2 separate regions of the Homo sapiens genome follow, and region 1 is linked to region 2. Evidence: chromatin loops called from intact Hi-C (ENCODE). Cell type or tissue: heart left ventricle. All regions are shown on one strand. Links, peaks and the distances in the headings refer to the core of each region. The heading gives the core; the rest is flanking DNA.

Region 1 (16,833 bases), core at 5,549-13,548, 71 kb before region 2:
AAGAGCCAGCCTCTTGCCTCTTGCCTTTCTGAGGAAGAGTATTTCTAGCACAGTAAACAGCAAGTGTAAAGGTCACGAGACGGGAGCATCGCTGGCACATTCACAGAAGAGGAAGGGGAGAAAGTCATGGGGAGAAGAGCATCAGGCAGAACTCACTTTGTCTCTTTGAGTGAAAGCAGAAACTATCAGATGATTTTTAGCAGAGAAGTGACATGCTTTGACATATTTTAACAAGTTTATTCTGGCTGCTGCATTGAGAATAGACAAAGAGCAGAAGCCAAGAAACTGTTAGGAGGATATTTCAGTAATATAGATAACAGGATGATGATTTGATTCAAGAGAGGTAGCAGACAGTATTGTGAGAAGTGGTCACATTCTGATTATGTTTTGAAGGAATTTCAAATAGAAAGAGAGGAATTAAGAATGATACCAAGATTTCTGGTCTGATCAGTGGAAGAATTGAGTTATCCATCCTTGAGATATGGAAAGAGTTATAAGAAAGGGTTTTGGTACAGACTATCAGGTGTTCAGTTTATGACATGTTAATTTGGCATGCCTAGTAGATGTATAATGTAGATTTCCAATAGGCAGCTGAATATATATGTTTGGAGTTTAGGGGAGTGATCTAAGCTGGAGAGATATGTTTAAGAATCATTAATATAATTTGAAGCCATTGAGATTAGATGCAATTACCCTGGGAGAGAATGAAGATGAGTTCCAAATTTAAAAGTCAAGCTGGGCATGGTGGCATGTGCTATAGTCCCAGCTACTCAGGAAGCTGAGGTAGAAAGGTCACTGGAGCCCAGTTCAAGGCTAGCCTAAGCAACACAGCAAGACCTTGTCTCAAAAACAGACAGAAAAAAAAATAATGAAAACAAAAAGTCTTCCAAATGTAAAAGTCAGGTTGATGAAAAAGGACCAGTCAGAGACTGGGAAGGAGCATCTATAAAGCTGGGAGGAAAATCAGGCAAATGTATTGTTTGAATGACAAAAGAAGAATGTTTAAAGATTGAGACAATGAACAACTCTGTCAAATGCTGCTGAGAGATGAAGTAAAAATGAGGACAGAAAATGGATCCTTGATTTAACAACATGGTAGTCATTGGTGACTTAGAGAACTGTTCTGTGGAGTGGTAAAGGTAACTGGAGTGGGTTTAAGAGAGAATGGGAGGAGAGAAATTTCAGACAGCAGTTTAGGCAAGGCTCTCAAGGAATCTGGCTATAAAGAAATGGGGCACTGGTGGATACAACTAGTATGGAGGAAATTATTTATAATGACAAGGCAAGGTGAAGAGAGTTGCTAGAGCAATACTTGTGAGCAGAGGTGGTGGCCTTTGTTAGGTGCATGACCTATTTACAAACAGTAATAAAAGAGATAGCAGGGTGCATACACAGAGATGCAGAGATTACTTCATTTCTTGCAGTGAAATAAGCAGCAAGGTCCTCACCTGAGTGAGAATAGGGGAAGAAATATTGGAGGTGGGAAAAGTAAATGAAGTCTGAAATAGTTGACAGAAGACTGGAAGAGAGAATGGATTAGGGACATATGATTTTTGGGCAGCCTCTGGGGCTTACCTGAGGCAGGTCAATGGCCATGAATATATAACAAGACCTGTCAGCATAGGTGCACGTTTTTCCAGCTACATTCAGCCTTAGGATTATGAGCATGGCCCAAGCAGATAAGAGGATGTATCCATGGTTGTGAGTTTCCAAGAGTGTGAGAAAGTCCAAGGAGCAAGTGAGTTAGGTTCTACTAGCCTTGTAAAGAGCTAACTTAGATTAAGCCCAGACTACATTATGTGCTAGCAATTGAGTTAGGCCATAGTGCAAACCATTATATCCCAAAGCAGTTTCTAAACATCTGGTTATAGATAGAAAGTTACTATAATTTGTATAAGTATTTCACAATTTGTCCTGGTCCTGCCTAGAGACTCAGCAATAAAAATTACCCAACAGTTCTTGGCCATTGAAGACTTTGAAACTAGGACAAAATAAACTCATTTTACTGTAAAATAGCTGCAGATCTTCCTTTAAGAAATTAAATAGTACCATAGAAACACTTTGTGCTTTTTTTTTTTTTTTGTAGACCTTGATTTTCTTCTTAAAACAAAGTAAAAATAATGACAAGCATTTTAGTAGCAGGGGCCCAGCAGAAGACAGCTGCCTAAGTAGCATGGTTTTAGGGATGCTGAGAACAATCCCTCTACAAACCAATGCCCATACCTGTTCACTGGGGCCTGAGGTGCCAACAGAGGTGCCCTTTGGCTTTAAGAAAGGGGTCAAAGCTGGCTGGGCGCAATGGCTCACGCCTGTAATCCCAGCACTTGGGAGGTCAAGCAGGTGGATCACTTGAGCTCAGGAGTTCGAGACCAGCCTGGCCATGTCTCTAATAAAAATACAAAAATTAGCTGGGTGTGGTGGCATGCACCTGTAATCCCAGCTACTCAGGAGGCTGAGGCATGAGGCTTGAACCCGGGATGAGGCTGCACTGAGCCAAGTTCGTGCCACTGCACTCCAGCCTGGTGACAGAGTGAGACTGTCAAAAAAAAAAAAAAAAAAAAAAGAAAAGAAAAAAAGAAAGAGATCAAAGTCTTCAGTGTCCACAGGAGCCAGCAGCAAACTCATGGGGCAGATGTGAAGTATGTGTGTGCCTGGTGGGGATAGGGGAGTGCCTGCTCCCTTCTGAAACAGGCAGCAGCTTCTCTGACTGCTGCTGTAGTGAACACAGAACCAGTGGGGCAGACCTTACACTTTTTCAAATTAATTAAGCCAGAAATCTTGACTTTTACATGACATATCCAATTTTTAAATGTTGGTGACATTTAAAAAAACATAAAAACACTTTTTACGGACAAACAAGAATTTTTTTTTTCTGTTGTAAAGCAGCAAAAGCCTAAATGCAAATCCTTCTGGAGTACAATTACTGCTTAATCTGTTATCAACTTTTCCTACTCCAGTCTGCAGGAGAACATTCTAGCTCTCTTCTGAGAATTGGTTTTGTCTGAGAGAAAAGCAGGAATGCTGTAAATGCTTCCTGCTGCTTTCTCAGGTTAGGGTGGTTTATGACAGCTGTTGTTCAGTTCATGGACACATGGTCTAGTACGCTGATCTTCATTGTAATCTTTTTGTACATTCTCACCTTTAAAAAATCTGATAAAAAGACCACAGAGCCATGAAAGGTTCATAGAAGTCAGTAGAATTTTATTCAATGAAATCACTCGAAAGCTGTGTCATCTATGTTTACCCTTAAATTATAATTTTTTACATAAAAATTCAAAATTTGGGTGAAGATTAATATTCCTTGAAAATTTCCTTAGAATATACTGATTTGCTACTACATTTCATTTTTCCTACATTCAGCTAGATGACCACTTCATTTGGTGTCTCTCAGCCTTCTGCTGAGACATTTGAGTCCGAGTATATCCTCAGCATTAACAGTAAACCTACATAAAGAGGGCAGCCCAACAGCAAAACAAGAGTTGTATACCCTCGTGAGCAAAGAATAATAACAATAGGAATATTAATGTCAGTGATCAGAATAGTTATACTGCTACCATTTAATTTCTATCAAATATCATTCTAGTCACTCTGTACCCATTAATCCTCACAATATCTTTATTAAGTTGGTATGTTTATTCTCATTTTACAAATATGGAAACTGAGGGTCAGAGGGAAGAGGTAACTTGCTCAGAGCATCAAGACAGTGGTGAGAGAACCCATCATTAAAACAAGGACTATCTGGGTACCCCTTGAGGCTTCTGTTATCAAAAGGGCTTGGCCTCAATTCAACAACTATTTATCAATGATATCTCCATTCCTGGCCTTGGTTTGGGTTTAGGAATGCAATGATGAATACACAGTTCTTGCCCATGGAGACATTATACTGCAGTAGAGGAGACACAAATAGAAATATATTTTCAAAACAATGTGGTTGACAGGAGAGGTAAATACAATCTATTATGTAGGTTTTGAGAGGGAAGGCAAGCCCAGAATAGGGCCTAGGAAGGTTTGCTGTGGAGCATGATGCTGTACACTGAATCTTAGGAAAAAGTAAGAAGTCGGGAAAAGAAGTAGGGGAAGAGACTATTTATTCTAGGTAAGAAACATAAACAACATGAACAGCATAAACAGGCATGTGAGCAAGTGTGATGTTTTTAGCAAATCAAAAGAAGCTGAGCATCCATGTATGCTCAAGTTCAAGCTGGGGAGTAGCAGGAGCTGGGGTGCTTGCCTGTATCCCAGAAATGATAACATCAAAGTGTTACAAGGACAGGTTCGTATTAAAAAAAAAAAAAAAAAGCAGCCATGTGAAGGCTGGATTGGAGGGTACAGTTTAGAGAAGCTTTTAGGAGTCTTAGTTGTTAACTATATTGTTCTCAGCAACATTTTCCCAGAAGAGACCATTGTTTTGCTCACAGAGAACAATTAACTTGCCATTCTCACCAAGTGCAAATTGTTATGTACTAAATGAGACCAGAGTAGGACACACTGCCCTTGACACTGGCCAGCACTATGCAGGCATACATACAGTACCTCTTCTGAAGAAATAAAGATGGACGCACTGTCAGCAGAAATCACAAATTTATTAACTCTTAAATATATCAATCAGTCCTTTACCATTATGGCAAGAAATATATACAGTGTCCCATGGTAAACTGCAGTGTTTCAAAATGATAGAAGATAATAAATGTGTAATTCATTTGTGGTGGAGAGAACAAATCACAATTTCCTCACATCTTAGTGCGGAAGACAAACTTGATCTACAGTAATACTTCAACACCACATGCTAAGTTAAAAGTGTAAAAAAAACACTCTACATCTATTTTTTTTTCTTTAAATACATGTATGCCACGTATAGCTGCTTCACAAAAGGGTAAAAGAAATTAAAAAGAGAAAAATGAGGCCATTATTTTTTCACAGATCTCATTGGCAGGTTAACATGGCTCAATATATTTACTGTATATATTTATTTTAAATATATATGTTGTTTTAAATTGTGTAATAATTATCAGAAAAGCTTCAACCCATCTACCATACATCCACTAGCAATAATATCTAAGATGATTAGTAATCAACACAGAGAGGTGAGATGAGAGAAAAGAGGAAGGGTTGTTTTTGTTATTTTGTTTTTCTTTTTTGCTTCTGCTTTAAAAATAGGCTTCTGAGGACTGTGAATTACTATCGTTAAAATAACAATGATGGAGATTCCATGCACTGTAAAGCACTTCAGGGAAGAGAACAAAAATCACAGGAATTGAATCAACAAAGGAAAAATGAGAAGCACAAAGAAAACCTAGGACATTTCCCTTTTTGTTTTAAACTGGGAAATTCTAACTCCTTGGAGGAAGACAATGATACTCTGATTCAAGAGAGAAGCTAAAAAAGCACAAGTCACAAAGATCAAGTTCAAAACACTTATGAGAATGGCAAACATTTGTAAGCCTCTCTAACACTAGAAAACTAGCTAGTGATGATGCAGAAGTGACCCTTTCATTCCCCAAGGCGGAGGTGAGTGCGTTTGCATAAAACCCCCTCTGCTATCAAGTTGGTATCCTCCTGGCAACTGTCCCAATCAGTAAGACGTTGCAGTCACAGGAGGAACTTGCTTTTATCCTAACTTTAAACAATGCAAATACCTCCAACATAGTTAGGATACCTAAGTCCAAACTAGAGCTTAAGCAGAATTATAAACCTTTAAAATCTTGACAACATTTTTGTGGGCCCTGAAGATGATCAAAAGTGCTAGTATAGCTACCTTCAAAAGACTTTTATTTCCCTTTTACATTCATTATGCAAATTTCACTTCTATTCTTTTCTCACACACTACTAGCCAGCCTCCCCAAAAAAGGAAAAGGGAAAAAAGTAAGAAAAGAATGGAACAAAAGAAAAATAAGAAAGCAAACGAAAGGAACAAAGAAACAGGATAAAGAAAAGAGATCACAGATTTGAGAAAGAAAAACAATTCAATTCAGCAAATTCACCAAAACAATGTGAATATATCCTAAAGTGATTAAACTCAGAAATGATGTGAATTTTTCCAGTTTACACAGTTTGACCAAAAACAGCATGGCTTTATGTGGTAGCAAACCAACTGATTCTTGCTTCTACTTTCATAAGTGATTTTGCCCACATATCATCCCACTTTAATTGTTAATCAGCAAAACTTTCAATGAAAAATCATCCATTTTAACCAGGATCACACCAGGAAACTGAAGGTGTATTTTTTTTTTACCTTAAAAAAAAAAAAAAAAACCAAACAAACCAAAACAGATTAACAGCAAAGAGTTCTAAAAAATTTACATTTCTCTTACAACTGTCATTCAGAGAACAATAGTTCTTAAGTCTGTTAAATCTTGGCATTAACAGAGAAACTTGATGAAGAGTTGTACTTGGAATATTGTGGATTTTTTTTTTTGTCTAATCTCCCCCTATTGTTTTGCCAACAGTAATTTAAGTTTGTGTGGAACATCCCCGTAGTTGAAGTGTAAACAATGTATAGGAAGGAATATATGATAAGATGATGCATCACATATGCATTACATGTAGGACCTTCACAACTTCATGCACTCAGAAACATGCATGAAGAGGAGGAGAGGACGGCCCAGGGTCACCATCCAGGTGCCTTGAGAACAGAGAATGCAGAAGTGGCACTGTTGAAATTTAGCTGAAAGGAGAAAGGGGGAGGAAGAAATAAATTATATTGTTTTACAAAATATCATCAAATTGCTTTGCCATAGATTTGACTAGGCTACAGTTTTATAACTTGGCTAACAAATAGATTGAAAACACTATGTATAAGAGATGTTTGCTTGTGATCATTACAAGAAGAAACATACAATGTTACACAAAGAGAGTATTAAATTAGAAGATCAGTATTAATTATTTTTTCACACAAAGCTAAGCTAAAAATAAAGAGACAGAGACACAGTCTTCAGTCACATTATTAAATCTAAGTATACATCTTAAGCATTCCTGTTTACTGGACAAATTAGTAAATGAATATAATCCTTTTGTTGAAATAGACTTAAAATTCAAGTTCATCCTTAGCTTCTGTTATTATTGTTAGATTCCTTGGGAAATGAAACCTAGAAGTCAATTTAACAAGGAATATAGTCTCGAAAGTAGAGAGAACATGATTACTCTCTTTAATTGGAGATCTCCTTTGCTGAAAGCAACAGCTGGGAGCACTATTTGTTAAAAGCTCTGATAAGGTTTAGTTCTCTGAATGAGGCAAATATTCACAACAGCACCATACATATCTGAATGCTTGTAACCCAAGTCTAAGAAACAATTAATTAAAAACAACAACAAAAGCATGAAGTTAATTACAGTCAACTTTCAATTATCCTCTGGAATTACCCATTTTGTGAGTTTTAAATTTCAGCTTGACTTCCTCCTGTGGCCTGTCCTCATGGTCAAGTACCATTATACTCAGTCAGGCACAGCAAATTGATTTACACATTCGCCATAGCCAGCTGCTTACAGAACTGCAACCTCTTGAAAGAATGGTTAAGACACCAAAGGATTCTAAAGCTTAATATAAATTAAGTCCGGATAATTGAGAGTTATCTGAACTGACCCAGACATAATTTACTTTTGATGTGAAAACTTCAGGATTCTAACATGACACAATCCACATGTTGGAAAAAATTCTTTTCAGTGTTTATTACCTTTAAAATAAGGATTATGCTACCAAATAGGGCTGAATGTTAGATTCAAAAGCTCATGCAAAATTGCTATGAATTTTCAAAGACCTTGTGCGTTTTTCATTGAATATTATGCAATAAAAAATATCCTCAAAAGGAAGGAAAACAGCCATGCAGCTTTTCATTCAGCTCCAGTCACAAAGTATCACGGAGCAGGATGTTACTTACAAGACCCATATGTGAATGGTTTTCAGGCCTTAGATGTTTTGCCACAAAGAGGTGCCTCCTGAGAAGTTTTCTTTCCCATTTGGAATACAGGGTGGCCTATTAAGAGAAGCCCCATTTAAGCCACCTGGCATAAAATGAAGTTTTCTTGAATAGGCTTCATCCCATAAACACTTCAGGGAACTGCAAAAAAACCTAAACCCCTGGTACTGTATGAATGTAACCCCTTCTATATTAACTGGCGATTTGTGCTGTACCTCTTTGGGGTGAAAAACACACAAAAACGGGTGTCTTCATTATCTTCATATTCCTCTTGTGTTTTTCTCTTAATTACATAGCTATGGTTTTGGGAATAAATTTCAGCCTATTGTTTGGTTTGGTTTGATTTTTGTCCCTGTTGACCCACTTTTTACAAATCTAACAGTGATATATAATTATTAAGGCTATACAGAAGGCCTCTGAAAACCACTGTGGTATGCTACCAAACTAAGAAATCATGATGGATTCTCTGGAGTGAGTTGAATGGCTGTTTGTATGAACCCCCATTCCAAATCTCAAATATTAACAGGTGATCCTGGTGAGAGAATTTGGAAAGAGATCAACAGTGGACCCAACTTCTACACTGAGTTTAAACTCTTCTTGTTTTCATCTCACTCCACTTTACCAATAAGCCTATTTTCAATTATTCCTCTTTAGTTGTAACCGGCCTTCCTTACCAATAATGTTCTATCATATTAAACTAAATCCTGATATTGTACTTTTCTTCATGATGCTCATTTAGCTTGGACTATCCATCCTCCTTTGCTTTTTCAGTCTATGTCTCTAAATTCTACTCATCATTTAAGATTTTGTCCAAAATTCTATCTTATATACAAAGTGTACTTCCAAACTGTTATAAACAGTTTACTACACTGTTCATTAACTCTACTGTATTCTGAAGTTGATGATAAACTTTATTATATCATTTTTTTCTTTAGAATCAATGATTGGCTAAATGAGAATACATGTTTCTTGAAAGCAATATCTTGTACTTTGTGTTGAATCTGGCACAGATTAAGCACCTAGGTGATTCACAATAAATATGTGCCTAATCGCTGACTGGAAAAGCAAATGATATCTGAGGTAGAGTGGTGAGGTGAGAATGACATTGCACTACCTGACAATGGCCTTTTAAATGCTGTCTCTCTAACTGAGCTTTAGGGGATCATCTATGAAATGAAACTCCTGATAATATATTGGCCATTTTAGAAACTCCTCCCTATGTTTTCCTCTGATATCCCCTTCTTCTGTCAATTGAGAAGATGAAGTCACAAATATTTTGCCTTATTATACAAGTCCTCTAGATTTAACCCTGTGAGATTTTGATCACGTAGTCTCTCGTCCTGTCTAAACCTATCATATACTGCTCTATAGCAAGTTTCAACCCACAAATGGCTGATCTGATTGATCTTTCCAGAGAATCATAAACCTTTCCCGTGAAGGCATTTATTTTCATCAGTGTAACCAACTACTAGCGTTAAATAACATATACCATGCTATTAACAATGGAATAAGTAGAAGGAGCTGACCATGGGTGTATTAACAAAGAAGCTGACAGCCTGGAAATATTTACTTGATGGGTACTGTTGGTGACCCCGAGCGATGAAAATGAACATTCTGCCACTTTCCATCCCGGCGGTGCCACACACGAGTCTCTTCTGACTGCATTGTCTTTGGCATTCCACTGCCATCCATGTACTGTGTGAGCCTAATATATGCTATGCAGGCGGCATCATCCCCTACCAGATGTACATGAGGGTTTAGAATAATAGTGTGGATTGGTTTATTGCTTTTGGACAAAGCTGAAAGAGAAAAACATGAAAAGCAAAATTTAGTTTCTATGTAAAGGAAACTAAAACCAGTAATAACTTCAGTTAGGACCAATGAATGAAATGACATTTATTCACTCACTAATTAATTAGTTAATTAATCTACTATTTGTACTAATTGGGTACTGGGCACTGTACAAAGCAAAAAAAGAATGAAAGTGGATACAGTCTTTATTTTATCTGGTTTCCTTTACAGGCATTTATATGCTCTCTGGAAATTTTGATTGGGTGAAAAAGCTGGAGAGATATATTTATTTACAATGGAAAGTGGTTAGAAACAGAAATCACAACATGAATAGAAGTGAAGAAGGCCTGGCCCAGGTGTGCCAAGCACTGCCCCTGTCTTTTCCAGGAATGAACTGCTGGGACAGCTGACCAGGGATCTTGTGGTGGTGGTTGTTTTTGTTAGTTGGTGAAGTATGTGGGAGAAGGGAAATATATCAAGTTTCAGGTATAGACATCACTGTCTTCAAAATAAGGCTGGTGGTAGCCTTTGAACAAGCCTATGAACTTGTTTCTCATCTCATTCTCTGACTCCTCCACATACTAGAGTCCATTCCATGATAGTCCACTGTGATCATCTGATAAACATTCAAAATGTGGTGTTGGCACATAGCCTGATTCTGGTCTTCCAGCTCTTTCCCTTGACTGAGTAGCCCTCACTATGCTCCAGCCTCTGGTTTTGACAGTAGTTACCAATTCTAATTATTCAGTCACCAAGAGATACGAGGAGGATTTAGTGCACATCACTTATTGATGCTGTTTCTTTCTTAGATCACTAGAAAAGGTTGAATTGTTTTTGGCTATTATCCAAACATGCTTTCCATTCTCAGAAAACATCTATTCAAATTATATAAAATATTATTATAGTCACCTAAATACCCCATTATGAAGGAATTATATTTATGGAACATGATATATAGTGTTATACTGAAATAGGTTAAAATATTAATGAGTTAATTCTTTCATTAGGGATCAGATGGTGTCGATAGAGAGTTAGTTGGAGGAAACATGAGATGCTATCAGAACACTGGAATATAGGGAATATGATAACATTTACTGAAATTTTGTTAAAGAGAATTTATCAAATAGTTCTTTTTGTTTATTTGTTTGTAAATGTCTAATGCATATAAGAAAAAGTAACTCATCCAACACATCTTAATTCGAAAATCCATGCCAAGGCAGACATTCTTATCAAAGCTTATAATTACTGAAAGTGATGTGATTATCCTAATCATTCCTATAATACATTTCTTTTTTAATTCAATAAGATCTCTGCAAAAATAGTAAATTCCCTTAATGCAAGATGCAAACACAGCATAATGTCTAATGTCATTAGGTGTAAGGAAAAAGAGAAGGATAAAGGGAATTCCTGGTTTACATTTTTCTTGATGACCTGAAGGATTTCTGCAGGATGAACTTCTTTTGTCACCTTCTTTGAAAAGTGGCTGTTTCCTCTGAAACTACCACAAGTCTTAAAATTTGAATTGAAAGATTTATCTGATTACTCACCTTCATTTTCATTTTACTTTGAAAATAAGCATCACATATGCTTGAAAGCACTCTTCTATGTTAAATATTTTGGCATGGTGTGGTTTTTAAAAATTTTTTCCTCCTATTTTTTCTTTTTCTTATTTTTAAAATTTGAGACAGGGTCTCGTTCTGTCACCCAGGCAGGAGTCCAGTGGCATGATTATAGCTCACTGCAGCCTCAATCTCCTGGGCTCAAAGTGATCTCTCATCTCAGCTTCCCAAGTAGCTGGGACTATAGGTGCTTGTCATCATGACTGGTTAATTTTTATATTCTTTGTAGAGATGGGGTCTCACTATGTTGCTCATACTGGTCTTGAATTTCTGGCCTTAAACTATCGCTATCCTGCCACCTCAGCTTCCTAAAGTGTTGGGATTACTGGCATGAGCCAGCGTGCCTGCCTAATTTTTTTATATATAGTTTTATGAAAATGTGAAATAACATTTTTTGTAACTGCTTTATAGCTTATATTATACATTAACTGCAACTTGCTTGAAGTGTATTCAATCAACATTACTTTTTTTTTTTTTTTTTGAGATGGAGTTTCACTCTTGTTGCCCAGGCTTGCGATCTTGGCTCACTGCAACTTCCACCTCACGGGTTCAAGCAATTCTCATACCTCAGCCTCCCAAGTAGCTGGGATTACAGGTGTGCGCCACCATGCCCAGCTAATTTTGTATTTTTAGTAGAGATGAGCCTTTACCATGTTGGTCAGGCTGGTCTCAAACTCCTGACCTCAAGTGATCCACCCGCCTCGGCCCCCAAAGCACTGGGATTACAGGCATGAGCCACAGTGCCCAGTCAACATTAATTTTTTTACAAAGATATTTTTTAAAACACACCAAAACTGTAAGCCAAGCCTGACATATTTTTTTTTCAATTTTGAATACAAAACCATTGTATGGTTTCAAATGCTGGATGAAGGTAAAAACTCTCATTGTAGAAAAGAGCAAAATAATCTGCAAATTTGGGAAAATTCAGAGAGGTTTAAAAAGGGCATGTTATTAAATTAGGAATAAATGTACCATTTTCAAAGTAGAATCGGTGAAAATCCATCCCTTCCACTAAATTACCCAAAGCTTCAGGTTCAAAAGCAGTAAGGCCTGGGTCACAGATTTTTCTGTAAAAGAAAAATAATGAAAACAACCAATTAATAGGTGCTTTAATGTGTTTTGTTGTTTCATGTGTAAACATTCTGATTTACCAGTCACTGAAGGAAAGAGCCTCTAAAAACACTTACATACAAAAGTTCTATCATAAACCTTGGCAAGGTGGGTTGAGGAGCAGACTCTTAAAAAGACATTTTGCAGAGAACTCTGATAGGAACAAACTAATTTATCCAGTTCAAGCAGATGATAATACACAATATTTTAGGAGGCCCCTTTTTATAATTTCTACTTTTTTATTTTTAAGGTGAATTTTCCAGTTTTTCTAACTCTTGATTGAGGTTTACTATTTTTTAAAAATGCTCTCCAAGTCCTATTGTCCAAGTGTAAGACACTCTCCAAATCCTATAAAACTATCTTTGATTCTGAAATTAAATACTTCTGCAATAATAATAATAATAATTATTATTATTTTTGAGACAGGGTCTTGCTCCATTGCCCAGGCTGGAGTGTATTGGTGCAATCATGGCTCACTGCAGCCTCAACCTTCCAGACTCAAGCAATCCTCCCGGCTTAGCCTCCCTAGTAGCTGGGAGTATTGGCGTACAGTACCATGCTGGGTTAATTTTTAAATTTTTATTTCTAGTAGAGATGGGGTTTCCTTATGTTGCCCAGGCTCGTCTCGGACTCTAGGCACAAGTGATCCTCCCACCTGACCTCCCAAAGTATGGGATTACAGGGGTGATCCACCATGCTTAGCCTTGGAATAATTTTTGATGGACCACATATCCTACATTCATGTCAAACATGTATATTACAATTGACTTGAAAGAAAGTATCACACCCTACACTTCCTGGCAATGTCCACAAGACTTACATCTTATTATTGTGTTTAAGTTTATTTTATTTTTAAAATGAAATCAACAGAAGGTTCAAATGCTCATATTGGTTTTCTTTCTTAATCCTAGAAATATGATTCAATAAAGGGGTGCACAATTTTAAATATTTGGAAAAAACCAATGAGCTTTCTTTGGAGAAATTTATTTATTCAGTAAAGAATTGCTGAACACTTACTATGTGGCAGATATTCTTCAAAACAAGCAATTATACAATAATCAATACTAGAATAGATGAACAGGAAAGGTTTAAGAGAGGAAGAAAATTTGAGCTGGGCTTTGAAGAATGAGTAAGAGTTTTCCAGGTGTGTGGGAGGTGGTGGGCAGGGGGAGGACAGCAAGTGCAATGGTCTGCTGCTGTGAAAATGCAGAGTATGCTTGGGGAATGATGACTGGTTGCTTGATATGGAAAGCAGGGTCACTGTGTTATGTGTGTAAGGCCCCTGGAAATGCAGAGAAGAAAATATTTCCTTTGGGCCTATGGTGATCAGGGTAGGCTTCTCAGAGAAGGTGACAAGACCTGGATTTGAAGAATGAATGGGAGTTCACAAGGTAGATCAAATGGAGTACAAATCAAAGGATTTTGGACTGTTTATTAATTTGCCCCAAAGGGTAATACAGTGGATGGGGCCACATCTAATTTCATAGAGAAATTCCCCATTTGGGTGGAGGGGGAGCAAAATTTTTTAAATGTTCAACAGAAATACAAATTTCAAAAGTCTAACTCACTGTAGTTCCTCAAAGTGCAGTACTGTTTATAGAACGTGGAACCGGTGTTATTTAAAGAATACCTTTAAAAAGTAGAAATCACAGTGGATATCCTTTGTGCCTTAAAGATGATGGGGGCAAGGATTACAGTAACCTTCACTTCAGATTGCCTGCTGGGCAGGCATTTTTAAGCTTAAAATCAAATATATATAGTCTCTTTCTAAGAAGCAAAATGGGAAGAACAGCGTTCCTATGGTAACAAGAATTTATTCTGCCAGGGGCTATTACTTCCTCTATAAATATGGTTTTTGGTTGTCATTATCAGTGAACCAAAATTTCTTACTGCCTTACATCAGTACTAACATAATCTGGGAATCACTGTGCCATGATGGATCTTCTTACCCAGCCATGAAAAAGAGTCAGTATATTTGGAAATGTGTGTGTGTGTGTGTGTGTGTGTGTGTCTGTCTGTCTGTCTGTCTGTCTGTCTGTCTGTCTGTCTGTCTGTCTATCTATCTATCTATCTATCTATCTATCTAATCATCCATCTACCCCATAAAAGGCTTTGTATTAATGAAAGATCCACAAAGCTGCCATTTGACATGTGGGTGTGTGTGATCTGAACAGGTGTTCTAAGGACCAGCTGACAGGGATCCACCAGTACATTCTACCATCCCAAAAGCTCTCGAATGGAAGCCCTGTTGGATTAGCTCTGGCTGGAAAGTACAAAATCAGGCCAGATTATAAGTCTCCATAGGCAAAGATATTAGTGAACTGGTATGATCCCAAGGTTTAGCATTATTTAAAATACCCTATTTTAAACTGAGAATATAGGAAACATACACTTTTGCCTGGCTACAATTGCTCCCTATATAACAGTAGTATCTGTTTATAAATTTAGAAAGAATATAAAAGAAGCAGGAAAAAAATTCATACACAATTTTACCTCTCAGAGGCAACTTCTTTTTAACAATAACAAACACAACTTTTTATCATTCCACAAGGAAATGCTATTGCAAAAAAAAAAGATTTTTTAAAAAAGAGAATAATCTTATTCTTTGGATAATCATATGTATCTAACAAGGATATAACAGCAACAAGAATTTTTAAAAAGCAGGTTCTATGGCACAGCTATAAACAATTGTTTAATAGGGAACGGTTGTCTCTGAAAACAGACTTCTTCTTAACTCCAATTTTTACTATTTCTTTTATTCCAAGTATGTCTTATTAGGTCATGATAAAGAATGGATACACTCATACATAAGTATATGCATGTGTTTATACATATATGCACACATATTTAAGTTATAAGAAGAAGCTCCTGATATAGTTTGTCTTACATTTAGCTAATCTCGTCCATATTTTATATTTTGTGTTTATTTATAACTAATGATAAAAGTAATACTTGCTTATGTAAAATTTGGGAAGAATAAAAAAGCAGGAAAAAAATTCACACATAATTTTACCTCTCAGAGGCAACTTCTTTTTTTCTTTTTAAAATCTAATTTGGCATGTTTCATTCCACTTTTAATACTTTTTATTTATTTATTTGTTTATTTTTTGAGAAAGAGTTTCACTCTTGTTGCCCAGGCTGGAGTGCAATGGTGCGATCTCAGCTCACCGCAACCTCTGCCTCCTGGGTTCAAGTGATTCTCCTGCCTCAGCCTCCCAAGTAGCTGGGATTACAGGCATGGACCACCACACCTGGCTAATTTTGTACTTTTAGTAGAGATGGGGTTTCTCCATGCTGGTCAGGCTGGTCTTGAACTTCCAACCTCAGGTGATCTGCCTGCCTTGGCCTCCCAAAGCGCTAGGATTACAGGCGTGAGACATCGCACCTGGCACTTTTAATACCTTTTACTTTTTTAGTTGTAATAATTATGTACATAGTCTTTTAAGTCCTGCTTAATTTTCAGTAAAAACATCATAAATATTTTTCCAGGTCGCTAGAAACTCAACATAACCATTGTACCAAAGATGATTTAATGGGAATGGTACTGTTGGGCATATACATTGTTTCCAATTTTTCACTATTATGAATTTTGCTTCAGTATATATCTTTGTTCACAAATTTTTGTTCATGTTTTACATAAAAAATTTATACTTGTTAAATTCTTATAAGTAGAATTATAGTATTACAGTAAAGTGAGACTTTATAAAAGCTTTCAGGTATATAATAACAGATTATACAACAAAATATATTACTAATCCCCCCATATCTGCCACCACCACCACCCTGAAAGTTTGCACCCAATTGTGTTTTATTCCATGGTGGAGGAAAGTCACCATTGTCCTGCAGTATCTGCACCTTGCTGGCTATCAGCAGAATTTACATCTCTGCTGACTTTATAGGGAGAAGAGGCTCTTGCATTCAAGTTTGTGTATACTTAATTAGTAAACATGAATATGCCTTTACTAGTTTACTTGTCATTTATATTTCCTCCTCTGATAATAGTCAGTTCATGTTCTTTACCTATTTTTCTACTTTTCAATCATATTCACGCAATATAAAAAATTAAATTTTGATATATGTTTTGCAAATGTTTTTCTAAGTTTGTCTCTTTTATTCTTGGTTTTTTAATTAAAGTATACACGTTTTATCTATTTAGGTATAATCATATTATGTTCTCATTTATGATTATATCTTCAGCTTTTGGATCTTTCTAGCCAGAGATCAGATTCAATCTCCGTTTTGCATTTTAAGTCTTTCACTGGGGTGGAACTCATTAGTTGCATGGTGTAAGGAGAAGGCCCTATTTAAATTGAATGCTTTATTTTAACTTCAGCAAAGTAATTTCCTTCATAGTTCCTATGATCCAGGAGTTTATAAACTTTAAATAAGCATTAAAACCC
Region 2 (16,833 bases), core at 5,053-13,052:
TCCATTGAATATGAACATTTTCCTAATACACATCTGGAATTAGGCTGTTATAGAATTATGAAATAGTGGCTCAACTGAGACATTTAGCATTCTCAACATAGGCTGTTTGTCCTTATGAATTATGTCTGCAGTTGACAGTTGATGTGGTGCTTCTCTGGGAAGAGGAAGCTCACAGAGGGCTCATTCCATGAGAAAAGCAGGCAATATGTAATAGATGCCCACAATTTAGCTGTTTGATGGAGGAGTGTTTACAAAAACATGTACTTTAAATAAAATAATAGCATAAATGTGAAGATTAAAAAAAACACTTTTAGGCCCAAAGACTTAAAAAAAAAACATATTATAGGTGCTATTGACTAGCCTGATGTGAAATTGTCAGTGCCTATTTAAATAAACACCGTTTTGTAAGTTTACTTCAACTTGATTATTAAACAAGCATCTAAAACCTTTCTGAGTTATGCTATTTTGTAGTTCTATTTTCTGAATGTATAGAACAAGTATGAGACTCATGGCATAAGGATAATGTAATACTAATAAATTTTATTGTAGATAACATTTATTCAGAGTTATGTGTGCTTTAATGCATTATCTCATTTAATCCTTGTATAATGCTATGAGGTAGATATTGTTATTATCTGCATTATATTATAGATGAAGAAACAGGCTGAGAGATTAAGTAACTGTTTCAACCACAAGCAGGACAGACATAATGATGCTCTAAACATTCCCTGCAGCCACTTTTTCTTTATCTATGAACTTTAGTAGGAATGATAATATAAAATTTAAAACTTTGTGTTGTCTAACTGAGAGACCTTGACATACTAGCAAAGATGTCCATTTGGTCCTATCTTAAATGTTCCTTGCAGCTACTTTTTCCTTTAGCTAGGTCCTCTAAACAAATGCTTATTTTAAAAGTGTTTGTTGTTCTAGGCCGGGCGTGGTGGCTCACACCTGTAATCCAAGCACTTTGGGAGGCCAAAACGGGCAAATCACCTGAGGTCAGGTGATCACGACCAGCCTGGCCAACATGGTGAAACCCTGTCTCTACTAAAAATACAAAAAAATTAACCGGGCATGGTGGCACATGCCTTTAGTCTCAGCTACTCGGGAGGCTGAGGCAGGAGAATCGCTTCAACTCAGGAGGTGGAGGTTGCAGTGAGCCAAGGTCGTGCCACTGAATTCTACCAGCCTAGGTGACAGAGTCTTGTGACTCTGCCTCAAAAATAAAAATAAAATAAAATAAAATAAAAGTGTTTGTTGTTCTAATTGAGTTCTTGCCTCATGAGTAAGCCCAATTTATCTTTTTAATAAACCTAAATTTTACCTTTTTTCTATGTCAGAGAAAAAAGAAAGGAAAAAATCACTAGCTCTTTTTCTTTGCCCATATACCTAAAGTACTAAAATCATTAAAAGTCAATGAAGAAGTCTTTTTTTTGCGAGACCACTTGAGGGGTGATGATGTGACCTCCAAATGTTGGGTATCTCTCATGACACTAGCAGCCTTTTATGATTACTGCCTACATAATTTTACTGGGGTTGCAAAATAATGATGGCTGGGCATGGTGGCTCACACCTATAATCCCAGCACTTTGGGAGGCTGATGTAGGAGGATCACTTGAGCCCAGGAGTTCAAGATTAGCCTAGCCAACATAGCAAGACCCTGTCTCTTCCAAAAATAGAAAAATTTAGCCAGGTGTGGTGGAATGCACAGCTAGTCCCAGCCACTTGGGAGGCTGAGGTGGGAAGATCACTTGAGCCCAGGAGTTCGAGGCCACAGTGAACCATGATCACATCACTGCATTCCAGCCTGGGCAACAGAGTGAGACTCACAAACAAACAAACAAAATGATGATACTCTAATTATATCATGCTTTCTTTAGACTAAGAAAATCTTGCTCCTTATCCACTTGGTTGGCCTAAGATACAGTTCATATAGGAAAGATAGGCTATTATTTATTTATTTTCCTCTTTACTAGCCAGTTTTTAAAATAACGCATTGGCTCCCCAACATCCCCCAAAGGTTAGGACTTCTGTTGAATTTTGATTATCATTATCAATTCCTGGATTTAAACTTACTTGATGTATTTCAATCTATTATGTTATTTTTCTTATTGATTCTCAATTGCCCCATCTTTGGCTAGTGCCAGCCTCCTCAAAGTGGTTCCTGCATCTGTTAATATAAACTCTGTGGTCCTTAATAGTTTTTCTTTGTGGTATGACAAGATGCTCCTGGATCATCTTGCTTTTTTCCTGTTCTAAACTTGAAATCAGCTGCTATTACAGAAAGTTCTGGTTCCTTTTAATGGTAAATAGTATCTAGAGACCAAGATTGAGCACTTACATGTGCTGTCTTGGAGCTACAGTTTTCTTTGAAAAATAAATCAAGAAATAAGGAGACAGAAGAGAGAATGGAGCAAAAATTACAAATTAAGAATGACTAAGAGACCTAAGAGACCAAACAAGATTATGACAGGAGAGGATAAATAGGAAAATGACTAGATATTTTGATGTTACTAAGCAATAATTATTAAAATTTTAAAACTAATATTACTGTCATATTTAGAGTCCTTTTCTTTTAGAGATATACTTTAAAATATTTATAGATGTATTGATACAATGTTTCAATTTGGTTAAGATAATATTGGAGTGGGAAATGAAAGGGAGGAAATAGATGAAATAAGATTAGCCATCAGTTTATTATAGTATTCTCTCCATTTTATGTTTCACATGTTCCATGACAAACAGTTAAAACTATTTTTGATAGAGTTGGTTCCATATACAGGTAGATATTAAAACTAGTTTTCCTTATCTTATGTATATATTTGTGCTTGGGAGATGCTAGAGATGTCCGGTTAATAAGACTTTTGAGAAGCACTGATTACAATTAGGTAGAAAGACTATATCATCGAGAACATTCAAAATTGATTTTAATAAAAGTTAATGTTAAAAAAGTTGTTAAACCTATAATCTTGTTAATAATTAAACATTCTAAATGCTGTTCTTACAAAAGGAGAGATGAAGAAGGAATGTTGGAGAACTCTGAGAAGATAGTAGGAAGTTAATGGAAGAATCTAAGACAGTTACTGAATATTCTAAGTAAATAAAGGGGTACATTATAAACTTATAAGCAAAATGCATGTGGAACTTGGAAGTACACAATTAATTACATGAGTGATAAGTATGGCTCTCTCTTACCTTGTTGTAGTATGATTAATGGAAAATCATCATACATTTCAAGTAGAGAAAGTGCTCAACTAACACTCTGACCTAAATGGCCAATGAAGGGCAGAACAAAGAGCTAGAAGATCAATGCCAGCAAGATAGGAAGGCATGTTTCAGAGGATGGAAACTATCTATGCCATGTAGTAGGAGTGGCAAACTGACAGGCCTTTTGGCAGCAGGCAGGGATGAAGGCCTGCACCTGTACTGTGTATGGGGTGGGGTGGTCACCAGGGCGGCAGCTGTGTTCATGTGTCTGACAGGTACAATTACTATAAAAGAGCAAAAGCATTGCATCACCTGTTCTTTTGATTATTTTAGAGAAGCAAGAAACTGATAGTTTTTATAGAAATTACTTGCTAATAAATTATAAAGATAAATAATTAACATCAACACTCATAAGAATAAAATGTCCGCATGTCTGACTAAGACAGCAGACTGCCTGCAATGGAGAGAATGTTTGTACGGCTCTCAAAATTCATATGTTGACATCCAAATCCCAATGTGATGGTATTTGGTGTGGTGGGGCCTTTGGGAGATATTTAGTCCATGAGGATGGGTCCCTCATGAACAGGAACAGCACCCTTTTAAGAAGACGGCAGCTAGCTAGCTAGCTCTCTTAACTACCATGTGAGGATACAACAAAAAGTTGGCAGTCTGTAACCCTGAAGAGGGCCCTCACCAAAACCTGACCTGACTATGGTGGCACCCTGATCACAGACTTCCAGCTTCCAGAACTATGAGAAAGAAATTTCGTTGTTTATAAGCCACGCAGTCTATGTGACTTTGTTATAGCAGCCTGAACTAAGACTTCACCTGTTTGCAACCTCTGACATATCCTGTAATAATCCTAAAAACTGCTCTCCTAAAGGAATCTGAAATTAGCTGTGGTAGTATTGCTTAGCTTTGGTGTTGCATCAACATCACCTGGTGCGCTTGTTAAAGTGCAAATTCCTGAGCCTCACCTCAGTGAATCTTTTTTTTTTTAAATTATGCTAAAAATACCTAACATTAAATTTAAACACATGACATTAAATTGTACATAAAAAAGGTCCCGCACAGTGACTTTAAATTGTACATAAAAAAAGGTCCCACACACTTTCAATCCCAGCACTTTGGGAGGCCGAAGTGGGCAGACTGCTTGAGCTCAGGAGTTTGAGACCAGCCTGGGCAACATGGCAAAACCCTGTCTCTACAAAAAGTAAAAAATTAGCAGGGTGTGGTGGTGTGCACCTGTAGTCCCCACTACAGGGGAGGCTAAGGCAGAAGGATAACTTCTGCCTGGGAGGTGGAGGTTGCAGTGAGCTAAGATGGTGCCACTGCACCCCAGCTTGGGCAACAGAGCCAGACCCTGTCTCGAAATAAATAAATAAATAAATAAATAAACAAACAAACAAATAAATAAATAATTAGTACATAAAACAGATCTTTTTTTTTGTTGTTTTTTTGTTTTGTTTTGTTTTTTAAAGACAGGGTCTCACTCTTTTTCACCCAGGCTGAAGTGCAGTGGCATGAACATGGCTCACTGCAGCCTCAACTTCCCTGACTCAAATGATCTTCCCGGGCTCAGCCTCTCGAGCAGAGTAGCTAGGACTACGGGTGTGTGCTACCATGCCCGGCTAATTTTTTCTGTTTTTGTAGAGGTAGGGTCACACTATATGTTACCTAAGCTGGTCTCAAACTTCTGGGCTCAAGTGATTCTCCCACCTTGGCCTCCCACAGTGCTGGGATTACAGGCATCAGCCACCATGTCCAGCCAGATGCACAATTTTTAAGTGAACAGTTTTGTAGTACTAAGTACATTTACACTGTCATGAAACAGATCTCCAGTTTGTTTTCATTTTTCAACACTGAAACTCTATATACATGAAACACTAATTTCCCCTTTCTCTCTAGTTCTTGGTAATCACCTTTCTATTTTCTGTTTCTATGAAAGTGACTGTTTTAATACTTCATGTGAGTAGAATCATAATAATATTTGTGCTTTTGTAACTGGCTTATTTTGCTTAGCATAATGTCCTTGGGGTTCATCCATGTTGTAGCACGGGACAGAATTTCCTTCTTTTTTAAGGTTGTATAATATACAATTATACGTATAAACCACATTTTGTTTAAGCTATTTATCTGTCAATGGACATTTGGGTTACTTCCACCTCCTGGTTGTTGTGAATAGTGTTACTATGATCATAGGTGTACACATATTTCTTCAAGGTGCTTCTTTCAATTCTTTTGGATATATAACCAGAAGTGGGATTGCTGCATCCTGTGGCCCCAGAGAATCTGATTCAATGGTCCTGAGGTAGATCTCAGGAGGGTGCACTTTAGGTCACTCTGAATGAACCATGTGGTTTGTGTTTCAGAGTTTGAAAAACACCAAGTTAGGGAAACCAGACATAGTAAATGTAGAGAAATTTAAGACAGTGTGTAAGTTCAGAGTAAGAGAATATTGGTAAAGACTATGATTGGGAGTAAGGCTCCATGAACTGAAGACTGTTGGAGATGTGGGTAAGAATGGATGAAGGCAGAAGGCTTCTAATCTGGAGGCCTATCTGTGATTGGCCAAGTGTAAGGTAACCTCAGAACTGGTAATAGCAACAGAATATCCAGTAGGCTTGGGATTTCAAAATGACTAAAGTAACTGATAATGACTTACACCAGCTGAAATATGAAAAGGTTAAACCCCAGAAAACACATCATTGCTGAACCTAAATTCACCACACAAGAAAAGAAGAAACATATTCCATAAAATTCCCAAGGTTTGTCCGAAGTCAAGGTACATTTGTGACAGCCACTAATTTATTATCACTCATAACTGTTGAGAGTGATACCTAAGTAAGGCAGAAAAGTAGCAAGACAACACATATGTACATAGGGTGCGGGAGAGACCTATGTTATAGGCTTGCATTTATTTATTTATTTTTAGGCCAAATTGTAGAAGAAGCTCTGTTAGAAATTTGTGATCCAGTGACATCCACAAACATTTCCTCATCCCATTAGGAAATTATGGAAGCAGTTATACATACAATTAAGTCATAAAAATCAATTTACTGCTGTTAATGGCAGAACACAAGGCTATGTTCTTGCTTCATTAATGTTTATTATTTGCTTTCCAGTAATGGAATAGTTGCTTCCAAAGAGAGAGTACAGGTCAGACCATACTCTGTGTGCGATCACAAAAGCAAGGTAATGTTGGAATTCGAGATTTCCTGTGTGCAGATAATTGCATGATTCTAATAAAAATAATGTACAGGCTTGTTTTAGTCATTATACCAATGCCCTGCTTCACTCTGCTCTGCTGTAATGAGGGTTCAGAGCTTAATTCATATAGAAGGCTAGCTGCCTTTCTGCTAAATGGCTTGTTTTGCATTTCTTTTGTTTTCTGAGTAGTGTAATTTTTTACCACTCAACCCAGTGTCTACTCTTGAAAATAAGTCACTACTTAATTGGCAAGAGACAGTGCTAATGAATGGCTAAAAAAGAGTTTCCCTCAGGATAAGCCACAACCTAAAAGCAACCAAATAGTGTGTCCATTACTGTGGTGGTGATTACAATGATGATGAGTTTAAGGGTACATCACCTTACAAATAAAGTGAATTAATGTCACTTTCATGTCACACGAGTGAGGTGATATATAATAAAATGGTAAAACAATTCCAAATCCCACAACAATGACCAAGATATGTAACAAAAGAATACATTATAATGTTCTAGTGGGAGTCATTTCCCCTCAACATGTGATATTAGAACACTTAAGACATTTTCATAGCTGTGTGATCTCAAGTGCATTTCTAGACAAAGCGTCCACACAGTCTCTAAAGAAATGGAAATTGGTGGCACATACATGCTCCAACTGGGGCAAGGCTCATCACAAAGGAATTTGGCTGTTTGCATAATATTATGTGAAGAAAGGATACAATATAGCAAGGTGAAAGGTGGCAAAATTGGGGTTAAAAATCTATGAGATGCCCTATGGCTATAAGTTTCTAAGGAGTCATTCTTGATGTGTGTGTGTGTGTGTGTGTGTGTGTGTGCATGCATGTATGCACATGTGTACGTAGTATCTATCTAATATTTGCTTAACACCTAACAAAATGTTATATAGTTTAGAAAACAAAGATGGAAACTACTCTCTACCTATCCTTTTTCCCTCTTCCAGACAAGAAAGTTAGAGCTTCTAACTTATAAGTTCTCTCACATTTCACAGATATGAAATCTCACTATTATAAGATATTCCATTATTTTAAAAGGTTAGATATATGAACTGTATTACAGAAATGTACTCAGACAATCCACATAAAATCAAATATTCCAAAGTAATATTAAAATTGAACATAGTGTGTTTTGTGAGTCTAAGACAGTGAATCCAAACTCTGATAATACATCATAGGTTATTAAAAATGCAGTTGCCTGTGTTTACCACAGATCCACTAAAGCAGAGGCCCATGCAGGATCTGGGCATTTTGATAGAAAGGCATATGTGGTTTTACTGTGCTTTTTTTTTTTTTTTTTTACTGTACTTTGCAGATATTGCATTTTTTACACACTGAAGGTTTATGATAACCCTGCATTGAGAAAGTCTGTGGTGCCATTTTCCTAACAACTTGGGTTCACTTTGTGTCTCTGTGTCACATTTTGGTGAGTACTGCAATATTTCATGAAAGGAAGAGTTAACTGATGTGGCAAACTTCATTGTTGTCTTATTTTCAGAAATTATCACAGCTTCCCCAACCTTTAGCAACAACTATCCTGATAAGTCAACAGCCATCAACACTGAGGCAAGACTCTTCAGCAAAAATATTGCAACTTGCTGAAGACTCAGATGATGATGATGATATTTTAGCAATACAGTTTTTTTTTTTCTTTTTTCTTTTTGTAGAGATGGGTCATCCTATGTTGCCCAGGCTGGTCTCAAACTCTTGGACTCAAGATCCTCCTGGGTTGGCCTCCCATAATGCAAAGATTACAGGCATGAGTCACTGGGCCTGGCTATTTTAAAGTATTTTTTAGGTAAGGTATGTGCATTTAGACATAATGCTATCGTATACTTAATAGACTATAGTACACTGTAAACATAACTTCTATATGTACTGGGAAACCAAACAATTTGTGTGACTCACTTTATTTTGATATTTGTTCTATTGTGAGACCAGAAATTAAACCCATAATATCTCTGAGGTTTGCCTGTATATGCTTCATCATTGATTTTTCTGCACAGCCAGAGAAGAATCCCTAGCATAAACTATTAGCTTTTTGGGTTTCTTTTTAGTGGATCTGATATTCTTCAACACCAATAAAACTTATACATTATAAAAAAAGGTTTTAAATTTTCAAAAAATTCTTAATTTTTTTGGATTGACAAATTATGATTGAATACATTTATGGGGTATAATATGATGTTTTGATATTTACAGATATACAATGTGGCATAATTAAATAGAGCTAACTCACCTATCTATCACCTCACTTGTCTATCATTTTTTATGGTGACACATTTGAAACATGAAAAAATGTTTTCGATATAAGAACAAATGAATAATTTATTTAAATTCTTTGGCAGAGTAAAATATGATTCAGAAGCTGTGAAATCTGTCCATAATAACACCTTTTACAAAATAAAACAAGGGAAAATAATTTAAAAGTAAAGAAAGAAAGCAGAGAGAGGGAGAGAGAGAATTTGGTATTCAGGTCATCAGATGAGGGCATTCTACTGATAATCACGCCAATAATGCTGAGTTATATAATACACTTTGTTTTTTAAGCCTACTATAATGCATATATCAGTTATCTAGAAACTTCATTTATAAATAAAGACTTTGTATAATAATAGCAATGATAACTATCACTTACTGTATTTAAAAAATCCTCTCTGCAGTCCCATGAGGCAAGAACTTTGATGATCTCCATTTCTAAGAGGGAACTGAGACACAGGGACTAAAGAATTTGTGCCATGTCATACAGCAAGTGAACTGAGAAGCTAAGTGTGTTCTCTTAACCACTATACATACTGCCTCTTACCTATGAAGTAGACAGGAGGGATGAAGAAAAAAAGTAGAAAATAGGAAGGAAACTAGGAAAACAAGGAGAGATAAACACAAAGGCAGAAGAGGCTGGAAAAGGCCTTTGATGAAGCAGGCAAAGAAAGAGTATGAAATGTCCCTTATGCTGAGTCCTGCTTCCCTTGGTTACTGACTATTGTATGCCACACTATCCCTCTAGTGTTCAAGGTCCAAATGCAGCGTTTTAGCTACAACCCCCTATCTTTACAAAAATATAGCTTTATCATGTTTTAAAAATACTTTAAAAAATATGATTGTATCCTTCACAAAACCTGTCTGTGTCTGCCTGAGTCTCAGGCCACTCTGTTGCTTTTTAAATTCATCAGCAGAAACAGATCTATGTATGCTGGGAGCTGATTTATTGCAAGGAAAATATCTGAGATATCTTCCATTAACATTTAGATTTGAACAAAGATATTTTGTGACAATGCTCTAATTCAAGGCATTTTAGAGTTCATGCCTTAGAGTTCATGCTTAGAAGATACTCTCAGGTAGGTAGCAGGAAGACAGAGCTTGGGGCATTCCTAAGACCTTACCCATTAATTAAGTAGCAATTGTCAATTGTCTTCCTTTAAAGTGCACTGCATTTGACCCTCCTACAATTCAATGAGGGTAACATATTCCTATTTTACAGGTAAAGAAACCAACTCAGATATATTAAAGAGACTGGGTTAGTAGGTAAAACGTAAAGACTGAACCCCAGGGGTTGAAACTATAAATATAGTGCCCTATTTTACCACTGCCTTCCCAGGCATGGAGGTAACTCTGAAAGCCCAAGATTCAATCAGTTTAAGATCAAACATCAAGTTGTTACCAAAGAGGTAAAGCTGACAAGAAATATAGTGAGGAACAGCCTATCACTATAAAGTAGTGATGATGAATTTATTAACTTTTTAAACTAAAACAAGTCTAAAAAATTATTTTCAGAATCAAGTAAAGTTTTTTAAATCAACTTTTCCAAGCTTGCTGACAAACACCAAAGGCACTGAAATCTGTCTGCAGCACACTAAAGCCAAACTATGATAGTTAGGTATCTACTTGTAGGCTGGTAGCAATGACATAGTATCAGGAATTTAGGTGATTATGTTGATAATCTTAGTAGGGTAATGTTGCAGCATTCTTTCAGTCTTTCCTGTATTCAAAATATATGTTGAAACATAAAAATTCCATTATAAAAACTGTGGGTGAAAATCCTCCCCATTATATGTCTTTGGGCCTGCATAGGATACTGTTTTTGATTTGAGTTGGCTGATAGAGGCCTAAATCAGACTTCTGTCCCCTCGGGATGGTCAATTTCATTATTTTCCAATATTTACTAGTTCACTCTTAAACTCTGCCAAGTATCATGGGCAAACATAATACTTATTGGAAGGACTGGCTGGATCCATTGAGAAGATAGCAGCATAAATACATAACCACTAGGAGCAATGCTCCACATCCCTGTTATCAAAGTGTTCCAGAAAATGGCAGCATTAGCATCACCTGAGAGTTTGTTAAAAAGGTAAAAGTTTCTATCCTGGATATACTGAATCAGAAACACAGCAATCTGTCATTTAAACAGCTGTCCATGTAATCTTGCTGTAGACTGAGGTTTGAGAACTTCTACTGTAAGTCGATCACTAGAGAATATCAACTTCAAATTTAAAAGATATTACAGGGTGAGTATCCCTTATCCAAAATGCTAAGGACCAGAAATGTTTCAGATTTTGGATTTTTTCAGATTTTGTAGTATTTATACATACATAATAAGATATCTTGGGGATGAGACCCATGTCTAAACATGAAATTCATTTATGTTTTATACACATCTAAACACATAGCCTGAAGGTAATTTTATGAAATATTTTAAATATTTTTTAGCATAAGATAAAGTTTGGACTGTGTCTGACTGCAACCCATCACATGAGGTCAGGTGCAGAATTTTCCACATGTGGCAATCAACGTTGGCACTCAAAACGTTTTGGATTTTGGAAGCATTTTAAATTTCAGATTTTTTGATTAGGGATGTTCAACTTGTATTTTAAATTATAAAAATTGTGGTTGTTATAGACAATATTTGTGTCCCTCATAAAATGCATGTGTTAAAATCCTAACTCCTAATATGATGGAAGGAAGGAAAGTGAGGTCTTTGGTAGGATGGAGGCCTCATGAATGGGATTAATGCTCTTATAAAAGAGACCCTGGGAGCCCCCTCTCTGTTTCTGCCATGTGAAGACACAAAGAGAGGATAACTCTCTATAAAACTAAAAGCAGGCCCTCACCAGACACCGAATCTCCTGGCACCTTGATTTTGAATTTCCCAGCCTTCACAACTGTGAGAAATAAATTTTTGTGGCCAGGCATGCTGGCTCACACCTGTAATCCCAGCACTTTGAGAGGCTGAGGCAGGTGGATCACCTGAGGCAGGAGTTCAAGACCAGCCTGGCCATCATGGTGAAACCCTGTCTCTACTAAAAATACAGAAATTAGCCATGCATGGTTGCACGTGCCTGTAATCCCAGCAACTCAGGAGGCTGAGGCAGGAGAATTGCTTAAACCTGGGAGGCAGAGGTTGCAGTGAGCCGGGATTGTACCACTGCACTCCAGCCTGGGCGACAGAGCAAGACACTGTATCAAAATAAATAAATAAATAAGAAATACATTTTTGTTATTTAACCCACTTGGTCTATGACAGATTGTTATAGCAGACCAAATGGACTAAGACACTAGCTTATCACAAAATTTGCTTCAAAATATAATTGCTTACCACATGCCCACATATCCACTGGCTTTCCATAAGGATCTTTACGTAAAACTTCTGGAGAAAGATATCCAGGTGTGCCAGCAAAACCTAGGGAAAAGAGATGTTAATGAGTCACAGTTGATTTGACAAAACAATATGAAATGGGAAACTAAGAAAGAAAAATATCGGGGGCTTCTTTATCTGATTATATGTTTTTCAAAACACAACAAGGTTCTCAGAGCAATAAATAGTGTAGACTTTCTCTTTATAGAAATATCAACACTAGTATGCCCTGCCCTGTAACTCATTTGAAAAAAAATACATCTTTTTTTCCAGATATGAAGGCCAATCTACTATGCTGCAAAGTCACTGTGTATACTTAAGGCCACTTTTGGTTAGCAATTCTTATTGTCCTTTATGTATATGGGAGTTAAAACTACACCTGAAAAGAAATATGGAGAAGAACTCACCAGGAGAAGATATAAGTCGAAAATATATCACAGAGCTCACTGTGTACTGTTAAATAATCAGTATGTACTTGTAACTGGCAACTAAAGAGAAGATGCAGGAATATTCAGATGAATCACTACTGAACAAGTATCAACTAGACATTCGACTTAAGAAGGGATGTGGTAAGAAAAACTAGATGGGGAAAGAAAACTTCATATTATACATATTGGTATAGAATTCAATAAGTTACACTTAGAAACAATTTATAGCTAGAATCTAGAGTAAAATATTTATTTCTGAAAATAACAGTTTTTTAAATAAAAATGTTTACTTGAAACATACTAAAAATAACTATCCTCATTTGGAAGTTTTCTTTAAAAGCACAAATAAACTAAAAAAAACTTTTTAAAAGTATATATAATGGAATTTCTCCAACCACAGATCACTGATGAAACACACTGTATACTTATTGAAATGCAAAGTGTCCAAGAAAGAAACTTTTTCCCCATTTCTGTGACAAATTTATACTTATTAAGTACAAACAACATGCAAAGAGGTATTAAAAGACAATATATACAACACAGTTACTTCTCTGAACAAAAAAGAAAATGAGGAAAAAAACTTTGCACTTAATCTTTTTTCTTTTCTATTACCATTCTTCTTTTTCTGTTTGTTTTGGGGGAAGATTGGATAGACAATGAGAAGGGATTCCAAGAAAAGACCTGTATGTTGCAATTTAAGCTTCAAATGGACCCTGGGTAATCCATCTGTACCTCAAACTCGACTTGAAATAAATATTTGGTTGGTAGTTGTGAGGTACAGAGAATTACTGAGCAATAATGGTGGTTCCACTGCCTAAAGCTTGAAGATTTCCTCAAGGAGTGATATGCACTCTGTGAATTCCAAGGTAGAGATGGACACAATTGTTTTAAAGAGTTTGCCAGCACTTCTGTCCCCTCCACTCTCACCATCCTTCTCCAACTTCTCTAGAGTTGACAGGCAATGAGACTCCAGTGAGAAATCGATGCTAATGTCCAGATTACATCCAATGTTCTTAGTGTGCACTTTCAGATCCTTTATCATCCGGCTACACTTCATTCATTCAACATGATTTCATTCTCCTTCTGAGCCCTTGACCTGACTAATCTCTTTAAGGTCTTTTAAAAATGGCCTTCTCAGTGTCACCCTTGATACTACTTTTTCTGTTCCTTGAATCCTCAATATTTTTTCTCTACCTCTTTTCTAACAGAGAGTGGCTCTAAGTTATTTCCATCTTAGAGCTCTCCTTAGTTACCTACAGTTCTCGGTGGTCCCTTCTCACCCTGAATTTCAATGACTCTTTTATATACAATCTGTACTCTTCTGTCTAAATCAGTAAACTTTAATAATGTATGATTTCAATAACTTAGAATACATGGCCAGAAGTACGAAATGTTAACAATACCTCTCCTAAGCTTCCCTAAGATAGGGAAGTAAGTTACTATGTGAGGAAGAAATGAAAAGATCATTTAAAATATAAATTATTACAAACCTCTTCTGGAGACTAAAATTCTAAGAGAATACCAGCATGCTCATTCTTATTTAGTTACAACCATCATTTGAGCAGTCAATGGGGTCCTTACCCCAAGAATATTGAAGCATATATCTAAATGCATGGACGTTAGGAAAGAATGTACGGTACAATGTGACCTCATAAATACAGACATATGGGGGGTAAAATAGAGAAGACCTTCTCTGTGGGAAATTAAACTTGCAAGAATCTAGGATTATCATACTACATGCCATCAATAGAAAAAGTAATGAGAGCTTGCCTTTTTTAGGGATAGCATATGTTTCTTACTTTGAAAAACCAATAAGAAAATCAAAATAGATAACACAAAGAGAAAAGAGAATTACTGACTGTTGGAAATGTATCCATTGTAACACATTGGCATAAAAAGAACCTTAATATCATAAAAAAGAGACATAACAGCAACAAAGCAAAATAATTCTTCCATGAACCAAGATCTTGGTAGTTATCTTTTTTTTTTCTAGCAGCAACAAAATGCTAGAAATGTATTGCAAATAACATGTCCAGTTCCATAAGAGAAACAGAATATATTTGAATATTTCTTTTTGGTAAATTTTCTAGCCATCTTATCAAGTATAGTGACAGGGTGTTTACTTCTACCAGTTTTGGCTAGTATTCCAACAGACCAGACTAGAAAATGAAAAGTAAATATGGGAAAAAACAAACAAGTTGGGACTTGAAAAATGATAATTAAAAAAAAAACAATAAACAGCTTCCATAATGCTTTGTATTATCTATTATGTTGTTTCGTATACATACTATGTTTTTTCTTATTTGTAATGGACCTCGTATATTTATTAAAATAAAATTATGTAAAAGCCTGAAGCTCTGGTATTCCACATAATGAAGAAAGAGTCCTGCTCTTTATCAAAATTAAAATAACAAAGCTTTTCCTCCATAAACACTGATATTACATTTTGAAAGATAAAATTAATCAGTAAAAATATATGGGACTATAATGGCAGATCATAATGAATAAACATCAAAACAGGTCATTCATTATTAAAACATGCCTTTACTCCTAATACTTAAAATATATCTGGCAGCTCATCTGAAAGAAACGTAGAACACCACATCTCCTTTTTTCTCAGATTACCATGAAGATTCGCTTGAACTTGAGAAAAGAAAAAGAAAGAGAAAAAAGAAGTATATTCTCCCAAGTTTAGACACTCTGTTTTTCTGTACTTCTGAAATACTGAATTGCCTTAGAACTTAAGATGTTGCTTCTTTTAAAAGTTATTACTCTAACAGGTACCTTAACAATAACTTAATTGCTGATAGCACCATGCTGATGAAGTGGAAATTTTATTGCTGAGCTGTCACTGCTTCTTTGGGACCAGCTTGTTTTTAGAAATCAGTAACAATTTGAAAATCTATGTACTTTTATTTGGATGCTATTGCTTTTACTGACCTGATATTCAGTCCTCTACTCACTGATTCACTAAACAACTCTCACTGAATATGCAAAGAATTATGTCATTGTTTCACACCAAGACAATTTTGAAAACTTATTGAACATCCTTTATAGCTCAATCAAGTTTCTATGGACTATTTCACTCAATCTTATAACAGTCCTGTGAAGAAGTGTTTATTATCCCATTTACAAAGAGGATAGTGACCTCACAGATTTAAAGTGACTTGCTCAATATCATACAGCTGTTAAGAATCAGAGCCAAGATATAAATTCATATATTCTGATTCATAAAGTAAAATTTTTTCCACTACACATAGCCCTGCTCTCAAACTATATGTGTCATAGCAGAGGAGATAAAACATTAAGCTCAAAAACAGACGAGATTTAAGGAGCTTGATTCCAACATTCTTGTAATCATCAAACATAGCTGCTGATGCTAATTTGAGCCTCAGACCTGATAACAAAGGCTTGTCTTATTCCTGATATCCTATCATCATCTTTACCAATTTCTGGCAATTATATCCCTGGGCCTAAGTTCCCATTTTTGTATCCTGCCTCATACCCCAAGTCTCTCATGAAGTGGGGTCCTGCTTTGCTCTACACAGGACTCGAGTCCTGTCTTTGAACCCAATGTCTGGGACTTTCATGTTTCCTAAACAGATTCCCTTAGAGTTCATATTTCCTGTCTGATCTGTATGTTATTTGGAACTTGCTTGCTCCTACACCCTCCCTAGTCAACGCTATCATCATGCATAATTTGAACGATTGTTTTAGTCTAACTGGGTCCTTGCTTGCAGATTAACTATGCTTAAATCATCTTCTATACTTCTACTGGAATCATTATTAAACAACATACACCCAGTTATGTCCCTCTCTTCTAAAAATGTTTCACCAGATCCCAAAATCTCTAAGGTGAAATCCAAATCCTTCAAAAAAACATAAAATCATTTCCTGCCTCATTAACTACTACTCACTCGAGTATACTTTAGCTTTATCAAACTTCTTGTTTTACTGTAATAGAAAAAATAGTTTCATGCCTCTGAGCCTTTCCATGTGCAGATCCCTCTGTCTGGAATGCCTTAATCTTCTTGCATGACAGTGAGCAAAGTCCCATTCATCCTTTAGGCAACCATAAGTGTTAAGGCAATTATTGAACCTCTCTCCAGAGGCAGGTTTTTGTACTTCCTGTCTTGTGTTCCCACAGCACCTCATACATTCCTATGTTAAGATACTTCCACCCTGAATGGTAAATAGTTATAGATACAAAAGCCTTAGCTCCTCCAGGGTCAGGACTTCCTACTTAATTTATGTATCTCTAGTATTTGCTTTGCCCATCTCTGTGATAGCCCCACTACTTCCTGTTCAACCCTTAACTCCTGTTACAATATATTCTTTCTGTGTT

What was found. Peaks named below come from ENCODE experiments on the same cell type or tissue, not always from the same donor. Only the 100,000 strongest peaks of a DNase experiment are listed, where the experiment ranks them.
Region 1: it touches region 2 in a loop (2.5-fold over the local background); 5 of 110 quality-filtered maps call a loop at or near these places.

What each region holds. Positions count from the first base shown.
Region 1 is chr4:113,447,852-113,464,684 of GRCh38, forward strand. It overlaps CAMK2D (calcium/calmodulin dependent protein kinase II delta), which reads right to left. Exons shown (of 21, transcript NM_001321571.2): 18 at 12,296-12,390; 19 at 9,484-9,712; 20 at 7,875-7,970; 21 at 3,181-6,664. The coding sequence ends at 7,904. Among named protein-coding and RNA genes, the nearest start is that of MIR8082, 300 kb to the left of the region's middle. RefSeq lists an enhancer at 4,438-4,985. In heart left ventricle, for the core only: no CTCF peak of the experiment used is centred there; no DNase peak of the experiment used is centred there; H3K27ac peaks cover 94 bases.
Region 2 is chr4:113,519,195-113,536,027 of GRCh38, forward strand. It overlaps CAMK2D (calcium/calmodulin dependent protein kinase II delta), which reads right to left. Exons shown (of 21, transcript NM_001321571.2): 8 at 12,022-12,105. Among named protein-coding and RNA genes, the nearest start is that of CAMK2D, 230 kb to the right of the region's middle. In heart left ventricle, for the core only: no CTCF peak of the experiment used is centred there; no DNase peak of the experiment used is centred there; H3K27ac peaks cover 286 bases.